2 separate regions of the Mus musculus genome follow, and region 2 is linked to region 1. A link is a contact called in ENCODE POLR2A ChIA-PET data. All regions are on one chromosome and are shown on one strand. Each heading gives the region's core, a stretch centred on a gene start or an enhancer-like site at or near the end of the contact. The rest is flanking DNA. Distances are from core to core; before and after follow the strand shown.

The links. ChIA-PET counts read pairs that join two places held with the same protein, here RNA polymerase II (POLR2A).
Region 2: POLR2A ChIA-PET joins it to region 1 with 27 read pairs in embryonic stem cell. The contact joins the promoter of Arhgap39 here to the promoter of C030006K11Rik in region 1. POLR2A ChIA-PET finds 5 or more read pairs at or near these places in 3 of 5 experiments (Patski and embryonic stem cell).

Annotation. Positions count from the first base shown.
Region 1 is chr15:76,721,203-76,725,379 of GRCm38, forward strand. C030006K11Rik (RIKEN cDNA C030006K11 gene) reads right to left here and starts at 2,643. Exons shown (of 3, transcript NM_145472.2): 1 at 2,453-2,643; 2 at 1,969-2,017; 3 at 263-1,781. The coding sequence starts at 2,614. The coding sequence ends at 1,336. It overlaps Arhgap39 (Rho GTPase activating protein 39), which reads right to left. Exons shown (of 12, transcript NM_001168288.2): 11 at 4,121-4,177; 12 at 2,783-3,974. The coding sequence ends at 3,780. It overlaps Lrrc24 (leucine rich repeat containing 24), which reads right to left and starts at 971. Exons shown (of 6, transcript NM_198119.2): 1 at 924-971.
Region 2 is chr15:76,816,356-76,820,600 of GRCm38, forward strand. Arhgap39 (Rho GTPase activating protein 39) reads right to left here and starts at 1,811. Exons shown (of 12, transcript NM_001168288.2): 1 at 1,637-1,811.

The DNA.
Region 1 (4,177 bases), core at 1,393-3,892:
GAGGACTGGGGTCTAGTTCTAGCCACGATGAGCTCAGTTTTAATGGTGATGCCCGAAGCTGAGAAGCCTTAAGGAAGATAGGACCAAGGGTGCACTGTTCTCTAGTCTCCAGCCTCATTTGGCATGGTCTAGTGTTTTAATACTCGCCGATTCACCAGGTCTTCTTTGCTCTGAGTCAAGTTGAATTGTACTAAGTGGCCTTGGTGTTTGTCTCAATTTTGCACCAATTGTAAGTCACATGATCATTTAAAGTCAATAGAGATGAGGCAGCACAGCAGTAAAGTTTTAATGGAATAGCTTTGGCGCAGGCAAAGGCAGTTCCTAGATCTCAGGACATGTGGAGCCCCAAGAAGTGGGGACGCTTGCTAGGTTTCTGGGTTTTATTTCCTGGAACACGAATGACTGGTTGGTCCCTGGCTCCAGGCCTTGCACAGCTGTTCAGCCTTCAGTAGCAAAGCCTTGATCTGTGCATTAGGGATCAGAGCTGCTGCTTATGCAGAGGCCCAGATGTGCACCAGAGCAAGACAGCCATGTCAGGAATAAGGGCCCCTTATTAGATGAGCCCAGCAGAGATCCTTTTATCAGGACATGAACCTCTAATCCTGAGCAGGAGTGGGGTGTCGGTCTCTTGGATGCCTATCTAGGCGGGAAGAGGGTGGGGAGGAGTCCTGTGTCCTCTGTCGGGCCCAGCGGAGGTCTCTGGCAGCCCCTGCGATCCGGCGCTTTTAAGCAGCACTACCTCCCCTAACCGCCCCCTCCCGTTCCAGTGGGTCCGAGCCTGCTCATTGAGGGTGTGGTTTCCATCCCCTTCCCACTGCCAGATCCTATGACCTTTTCTCGGTGAGGCAGTCAGAACCTAGAGGGTCCCGATCCCGCCCCCAAGCCCGGTGACCTTGGGCCAGGATCTCCCCCCACCCCCTCACCTGCTCCAGTGGCGAGCGACTCCCCGCGGTGCTTGCGGCTGCAAGACTGGAGAAGCGGAGGGGGGGGTTGGGGTGGGCGCGCACGCGCACCGGCCCACGCGCGCCTTGCGCCTGCCGCCCTGCCTGACGTGACCAGCGCAGGCCAATCCGTGGGACGCAAAGCCGGTGTAAGGGTTAGAGGTGGCCGAGAGAGGACCTCTGTAGGGACAGAGGATAGCAGGGCAGCACCAGAACCTTGGACAGCGCCAACCACCCTGGGCTCACCTCTGCGCGCACGCGCTCTCAGTCACCAGCGTGCAGGTGACAGCGGACATCTAAGTTAATCTAGAGTGTTGGAGCAGAGGGGTAACCTGCGAGTACTACAAAACCCAGAGTTTGCTCTAACCCTCCCCACACAGCCCCAGCTGGAGTCTCAGGGCGGCGGGGCAGCGGGCAGCAGCGGGGCCAGATCCATAGTTAGGGCGATGCGGCGACCTTGCCAGTGTACGTGAGAGGGGACCGTAGGGGAGCTAGGCCCATACTCGAAGCAAGCGCTGAGCTCGAAGGCCAGGGCCGAGCGCACTAGACCCACACCGCCTGCGCGCTCCGGGGCCGGGTGGTACAGGCGCCCATTGGCCGCCAGGGGTAGCAAGCGAGCCGGCTCGAAGGGTATCGCCAGCGCCTCGCCACCGCCACAGTAGGAGAGACGAGGTGACTCGCTGTCGGAAGCCAGGAGGTGCGTGAAGACCACTGGCCGGTCTTCACAGCGCAGGAAGTTACGCTCTCTGCCGCAAAGCGAGAGGAAGGGGAAGGAAGCCTCGTAGCGCCCGCTGTGGTTGGGTCTCAGACGGGAGAAGAAAGTGACCAGGAACTGCAGGTCTGTGGGAACAAAAGGCACGATCATGCTCGGTGACCCAGCTTCCCCGACACGCTCCTTTTCCTGGGAATACCAGCACTGGCACGAGACAGCGGCCCCCCCTCGTGGATGGTGCCTTCCCTCAGAGTCGGGGAGCCGAGGCCCTGAAGGGTAGAGAGAGACACGAGGGAGCAGTGCAGTAAGCAATACCTTTGAAGCAGGTGATAAAGTTCTTCATTTTGGAGTCATCTAGGAAAAGCTGCAGAAGGGACACAGTGGACAGTAAGTCCTGGCAAGAAAGCCGGTGGTGTTCGCTGTCCTTGCTTTTCTGTCTAATGTGTTCAGGGGGGCATGTGGAAGGGCCCTGCGGACTCTCCCCACATCTACAGACAGGTTTCCAGGGTTGCAGCCCTCACCCCTTTTTCTACAGCAGGTTTGACAGCCGCTTGTCCCTAGCAATCGCGAGCAAGCACTCGGCTCTGGGACTGCTGCTAGGACAGGCTAGTGTGCGCGGGATTACGATGCGGTGAAAGCGGAAGGCCCCGGAATTAACTCTTCCAGCCTGGGCTTTGAAAGGTTCAAAGCCACGCGTAGCACCTATCCCAGGTCTCGCCTCTAGAACTACTCCCCACCCGGTGCCGATGGATTCCGCAGTCCCCTCAGGTCTCCTCCCTCTGTCACACGCCAGGCACACCTGGCCTTGGTGATCCACATAGTAGAAATACTCGCGGGTTCTGGGCTCCGGGCTTTGACCCTGTGTGTAGGAGACACGCTCGACCCCACTGCAGGTCCGAGCTCTCTGCGACCTCGCCAAGACTAGAGCCAAGTTACGCACTGCCCCACTAGGCGGCCACATTCTTCCACACCGGAAGCGGATCACACAGTGTTGTGCCTGGGGCTTTGGGTTCCGCCGGCAACACGTGCTCGGAGGGGCGGAGCTGTCTATCCCGCCCCCGGAAGTAGCTGCCAGACGTGGACTCCCCCGCCCCCTTGTCAGAAGTAACCTGAAAGAAACACAATCAGCGAGTGTGCACTTGAACTTTATTCACACGGAGCACTGTCCCCTCGAGCCACACGTACGAGGGAGCGCCTGCGGCCGAGAGGCCCTGGAGAGAGAGGCCAGGACCTCCGCATGACGGGACTTTTGTTTTTAATAAATAAAAACTCTAAAAATATATATATATAAACAGGAGAAATGAAGTTTGACAACTGTTGGAACTCAGATTCCAGAATGGAAAACGCAAACGAGTCCAGGCAGGTCTCATCCACGCGCCGCCCGTGTGTGGAGTTTGGTCAGAGGCCGCGAGGTCAAAGGAGGGTGGTGCTAACTTGCTCAGCGCGAGGACCGCAATGGCAGTTCAAGAGCTAAATAGCATCTGGTTAAAACTATGTCCTTAGCAAACTTAGTTCTGTCGTTCTATTTATATCTTTATACACAAGTAGGCTGGGTATCGGATAGATTCTGTAGTCAAAAAACAAAAAACCTCTCGCCCTCCCTCACCCGCCCCAAGAAAGCCTGCCTAGCCCTGGCCCTAACCCAGAGGGCTTTGGTTTGGGGCCTCCCCTTGCACAAAGACCTATTAGGCATCGAGCCGACGGAGCCAAGTCCTAGTAGTGGCCAGCACAGCTCTCCAGAACGCCTCTAACTCTCCTTCTGGCCCCAGCCAGAGGCCCCTAGACTAGGGTGGGAGGGATCAGGGCGAGAGTGCCTTGGTGGAGGATTGCCCTGAAGAGGGGACAAGGTCCTGTTGCCCTGAGCAACGCGGTATGTGCTTCAGCCGACCAGGAGGGCAGTGTCGCTCGGCTCCGGGAAACAGAAGGCACTTCTCGGGGCTGGCTTGCGACTGGCAGGGCGAGCCGGTACCTGCAGGAACTGGCCGCGAGATATGGCGCGGCTGCTTGGCCCCGGGAGGGCCTAGGGCGGGGCCGGCGTCTGGCGGGGCCTGGCATGCTGCCTCGCGCTGGGGCCTTCCCTCCCACCTTCCCGGGTGTCACCCTAGCAGGCGTCCATAGCCCGCGTGCTATAGCACGCCCTCCATGAAGCTGGTATCTAAATGCTGAATGAGCACTCGAAGGAAGGACATCTCCTTTCGTGTATTCTCGAAGATGACGCGAGGATCATCCGACTGGCAGCGCAGGCAGTTGGGTGCCATCACCATAGCCAGGTTGCTGACGTCCATTTTGGTGATGGCTACGTTGGCTGGCTGCACGAACACCTGTGTGAGGGGGTCCGGGTGAAGGGAGAGGAGAGCAGAGTGGAGGGTAGGCGTAGCTATTAGGGGATGAGCTGAACAAAGTGGAAGGTTGGCTGGGAAGGATGGTAGGTGGGCGTGGTGCGGCACTGGATGCAGATCATGCATACCTGGAGGAAGCGAATGAGGTAGCACAGCACCATTCGGTTGATGCGCGGTAGCGCGTG
Region 2 (4,245 bases), core at 561-3,060, 94 kb after region 1:
AGCATGGCAATGCATGCCAGACAAGATCATGAGTTTGAAACCTACCTGAGCACATAGCAAAATTCAGACGAAATTACAATTTTAACACACACACACACTTAGTTTATGCACTTTGTAACACACAGTCCAACCTATACCTAACCCTGACAGCTTGCAATTTCGTAGCAAGAACAATTCCTAACACTCAAAACTTCCCAGGTGTGAAAAATTTTACAAGTCTTAAGTCACAGAGTCCTCACAACAGCATTCTGAGACCAATACTATTAGTGTACCCATTTTACAGCCAAGAAACCAAAGGCAGAGAGACCTTACCTAATACCACAAAGCCAGTAAAGGAGGAGTCATGACTCAAGGGCGGTCAGTCTGGCTCCAGAACCAGCACTCATTTTCACTCTGCTCCAGACTCTTACAAGACAGCTGATTAGACCACGAGCTGGAAGGAGTCACATCTCTCTATTCCCTCCTAGGCACTCAGAATCCCTTGAAGACTGGCTTTCCGGACTATCCAGTCACACCTCTCCTTCTAATTCCCTTCCCCCCACGTTCGTTGTAAAAAGGGGAGCAGGGACAAAACCACCTGCTGTTTACAGACTGCGCCCAGGACGCAGTGCTCAATTGCCCTCCCTAGCTCCCAAAGACAAACGTCCGTATTGTCTGCACCACGGGAGGAACTGAAGCCTTGCAACTGTACGTTTTTCTGCAGAGGTCACTGGAGGCCTGGCCAACCCGAACAACACTGAAGGGGGAGGGGGTCCAGCCGCATTTTTGCGGCTGAAGGTTGCGTAGCGCCCACAGCAGCTGCGGTGAGCAGCAGCATGGAACACACCCACAGCTGCCGCGCCCGAAGCGGGCAGCACGTTTTAAAATAAAGACAGCCTGCCTGGCCCGGGATGCACAGCCTGCCGGCTCGCAGCCCCCACCCACCCCACGCCTGCCAAACAGCAGGCGCCCAGGGAGTTCCAAGTCTGAAAGGCCGGGGAGAGGACCACCCGAGCCTGCCGCAGAGGCCCTGCCGCGAAGCCAGGGCGCACCACGCGCAAGCAAGCCACGACCCGACCCAGAGACGCCCACCGACTGCCGGGCATCGCGGACAAAGCCTAGCCCGCAAGATCCTCGTTCGGCAAGCACTATCTCTCACCACCCCCAAACGGACCGGAGCCCAGTGCACAGAAAGGGCACAAGCACACCACCGGCTCTGGGCCTGGACACAGAACGCACGCACACCTGTCCTCGGGCTGACTACACACACCTGTCTGCAGGCCGGGCACCCTCACATCTCACACCCACCATCAGGTCCACCCCAACCCCAACCACCTCAAGCAAAGGGCTCGCACACAACTATCTTGGCCAGGGACACACACGCACTCACGCCCATCCAAAGGCCGGGCACGCGTGCAGACCATGGCACCCTCACACCCACCACCCTCGGGCCCCTGCTCTTACGCAAACCCGCCTTCACACTCCCTGGCCCTTGGCCGCGGCGTCCTCCTGCGGACCCTCCCCTACCGGGTCACCTGGGGCCCCGATTTCTAGCACGACTGGACTGGGGGGCCTCCGCCTGGGCCAGGCCGTGGGGCCGCAGCGAGGCCTCTCCGCCATCTTCCCGGCCCGCGCCGCCCACCTCCCGCGCTCTCACCAGCCGGCCCTGCGCCCGGAGCGCCGCCACTGCCCCTCATCACCGACCGCACGCTGCGCCCCAGCTCCCGGCGGCTCCCGGCCGCCGTCGCCGCCGCAGCCAGCGCTTCACGTCCTGGGTCTCCGCCGCTGGTCCAGTGCGCTGCGGCCGCGCGTCCCCCGTCACCAAGCGCAACCCCCCGCCTCCGACTCCGCCCCCGCGAGGATGGTGGCGCCGCCAGGGGGCGCCGCCCGCGAGGCTGCAATGCGCCTGCGCCACCGCGCAGCCCCTCGGGAGCTCCGAGGGAGCCTTGCCTCTGTCGGAGGCCCCGCCCCCGATGCCGCGCTAGCCGGCCGTTCCGCTCTCACCTGTACCCGCCCACTTCTGGAGGTCTGGGTCACCTCAGGTGTGTCCTAACGTGGGTGTGGCGTGACTCTATTAGTTCTAGCCCTGCTGGGGTTCCTAAGCTTGAGATATACCTCTTCCTTGACTCTGGAAAGGTAGCTATTGTCTAAAATACTCTGCGTATTCCATGTTTGTAACTTCCCTTTATTATTTTCCTCCTTTTATTTCCTTGACTATTCTCGTAGTAACTCAGGCACAGCTTTAAATGTGCTCTCTTTTCTATTTTTTTTTTTTTTTTTGTAATGTGTATTGTGTGTGAAGCATGTGCACGCACGTGCCAACAGTGTCCGTGTGGAAATCGGAGGACAACTCCTTTCACCATGGGTTCTAATGACGGAACTCGCATCATCAGGCTTGCACAGAGAGCACCTCTACCCACTCCATGGCCCTTTTAACTTCTTATTAATTTTTTTTAAGAGAGAGAATTTCAGATGGCCCAGGCTGACCTTCAACTTCCCTATGTAGCGAAGGATGACTTTGAAACTCTAATCCCGTCTTCATCTCTCTTGTGCGAGGATTACAGGCACCATATCCGGTTTACACAGCTGAGGAGGTGAAACCCATTCTAGGAAAGCCCTTTACCTACTGAGCTACATCCTCAGCTGCCATTTGGGTTTTTTGTATTTGACGAGCTCTTGCTCTGTGTACCCGGGCTGGCCTCAAACTTAAAATCCGTCTTTAACACATTACAAGTGCGTTTGTCACCCTCCCAGACTTCGGAATATTCAGTGTTGTTGTTGTTGTTTTTGTTTGTTCATGTTTTCGTTTTTTGAGACAGGTTTCTCTGTGTAGCCCCGGCTGTCCTGTAACTCGATCAGTAGACCAGACTAGCCTCAAACTCAGAGCTATCTACCTGCCTCACTTTGCTAGTGCTGAAATTAAAGACGTGGGCCATTACTGCCCGACACCAGTTCTTTACTTTAAAAAGAAAAACACACACACACACACACAAAAAAAAAACCAAACTTTTTTTTTACCTTGGCTTGACAATTAAGAGTAAATACTGCTCTTCCTGAGGATTCAAGTTCAATTCCCAGCATCCATGTCAGGTGACTCAAAACCACCTATAATGCCTGACAGAGGTGGCACATGCCTTTAATCCCAGCACTTGGGAGGCAGAGGCAGGCGGATTTCTGAGTTCAAGGCCAGCCTGGTCTACAGAGTGAGTTCCAGGATAGCCAAGGCTATACAGAGAAACCCTGTCTCAAAAAACCAAAAAACAAACAAACAAACAAAACAAAACAAAACACCTATAACTCCAGCTCCATGAGATCAATAGTATTCATGTGTACACACACACACACACATTTTTTAAAATGGTGAAAATGAGCCTTCAGAATATTTTGCTTATTTAGTTTGTATGTCTGTAGGGCTGCATGTGTCAAGACCTCTGTAGAGATGTCAGAAGACAAACTCTAAAGGAGTCATTTCTCTTCGGCTATTGAGTCCCGAGGATGGAACTTGGGCCATCAAGCTAGTGGCAGGTCATCTCCAGCTCATGTCTTCATTTCTCTGTGTCGTATTTAAATTCCACTTGCAGACAAATAAAATGGCCCAAAGCTCTTCCAGGACTGCACACAGCGTTCCATCTGTATCCAGACCAAGAGAGCTCAGAGCCTTCCACACCCCGCAGTGCTGCAGACCCAAGCCCTGGGGATCTCCACTGTGCTCACACTTAGCACGTCCTTGCTGAGTCATCCTGGGCTCTGCTCTTAGGTATGGATGAGGGCTCCTGCTCTGTCTCCAGCCCCCTCAGCAATGCGGCTGGAAACAGACGTTCTAAATGCTGCAGAAAGGAACGCACAAGCAGCAAGGCTATTTATCTTTGCAAAAATGAAATTAACCGGGCTAGCAAGTCCTCGAGGGCCAGAAGCTCACTTCGAGTGTATCCTAAGGCAGGTGGTGACTGTGTCTTTTTTCCTATTGCCTGGGGTCACCTCATAGTCTTTTCCTGATTCAGCCTGATTCAGTTTAAAAAGATTCAGCTTGGAGTAAATGAAAGGGAGAGGGTGAGGTGTCAGCTGCTGCAGATCACGTTTGGGAACTGGAGGAGGGCAGGGCCTTTGTGGAAAGAAAAGCTTTACCAGGTAGAGGAAAGTAAAAGGTTTGAATTTCTTTACACAAAAGTTTTAGAGGGTGTGAGATATACAGAATATTGGCCTTTGGTGACGAATTTTTTTCCTTGTTCACCCACCTGAAGTAAGCTGACTTGGATGAAGGAAGAC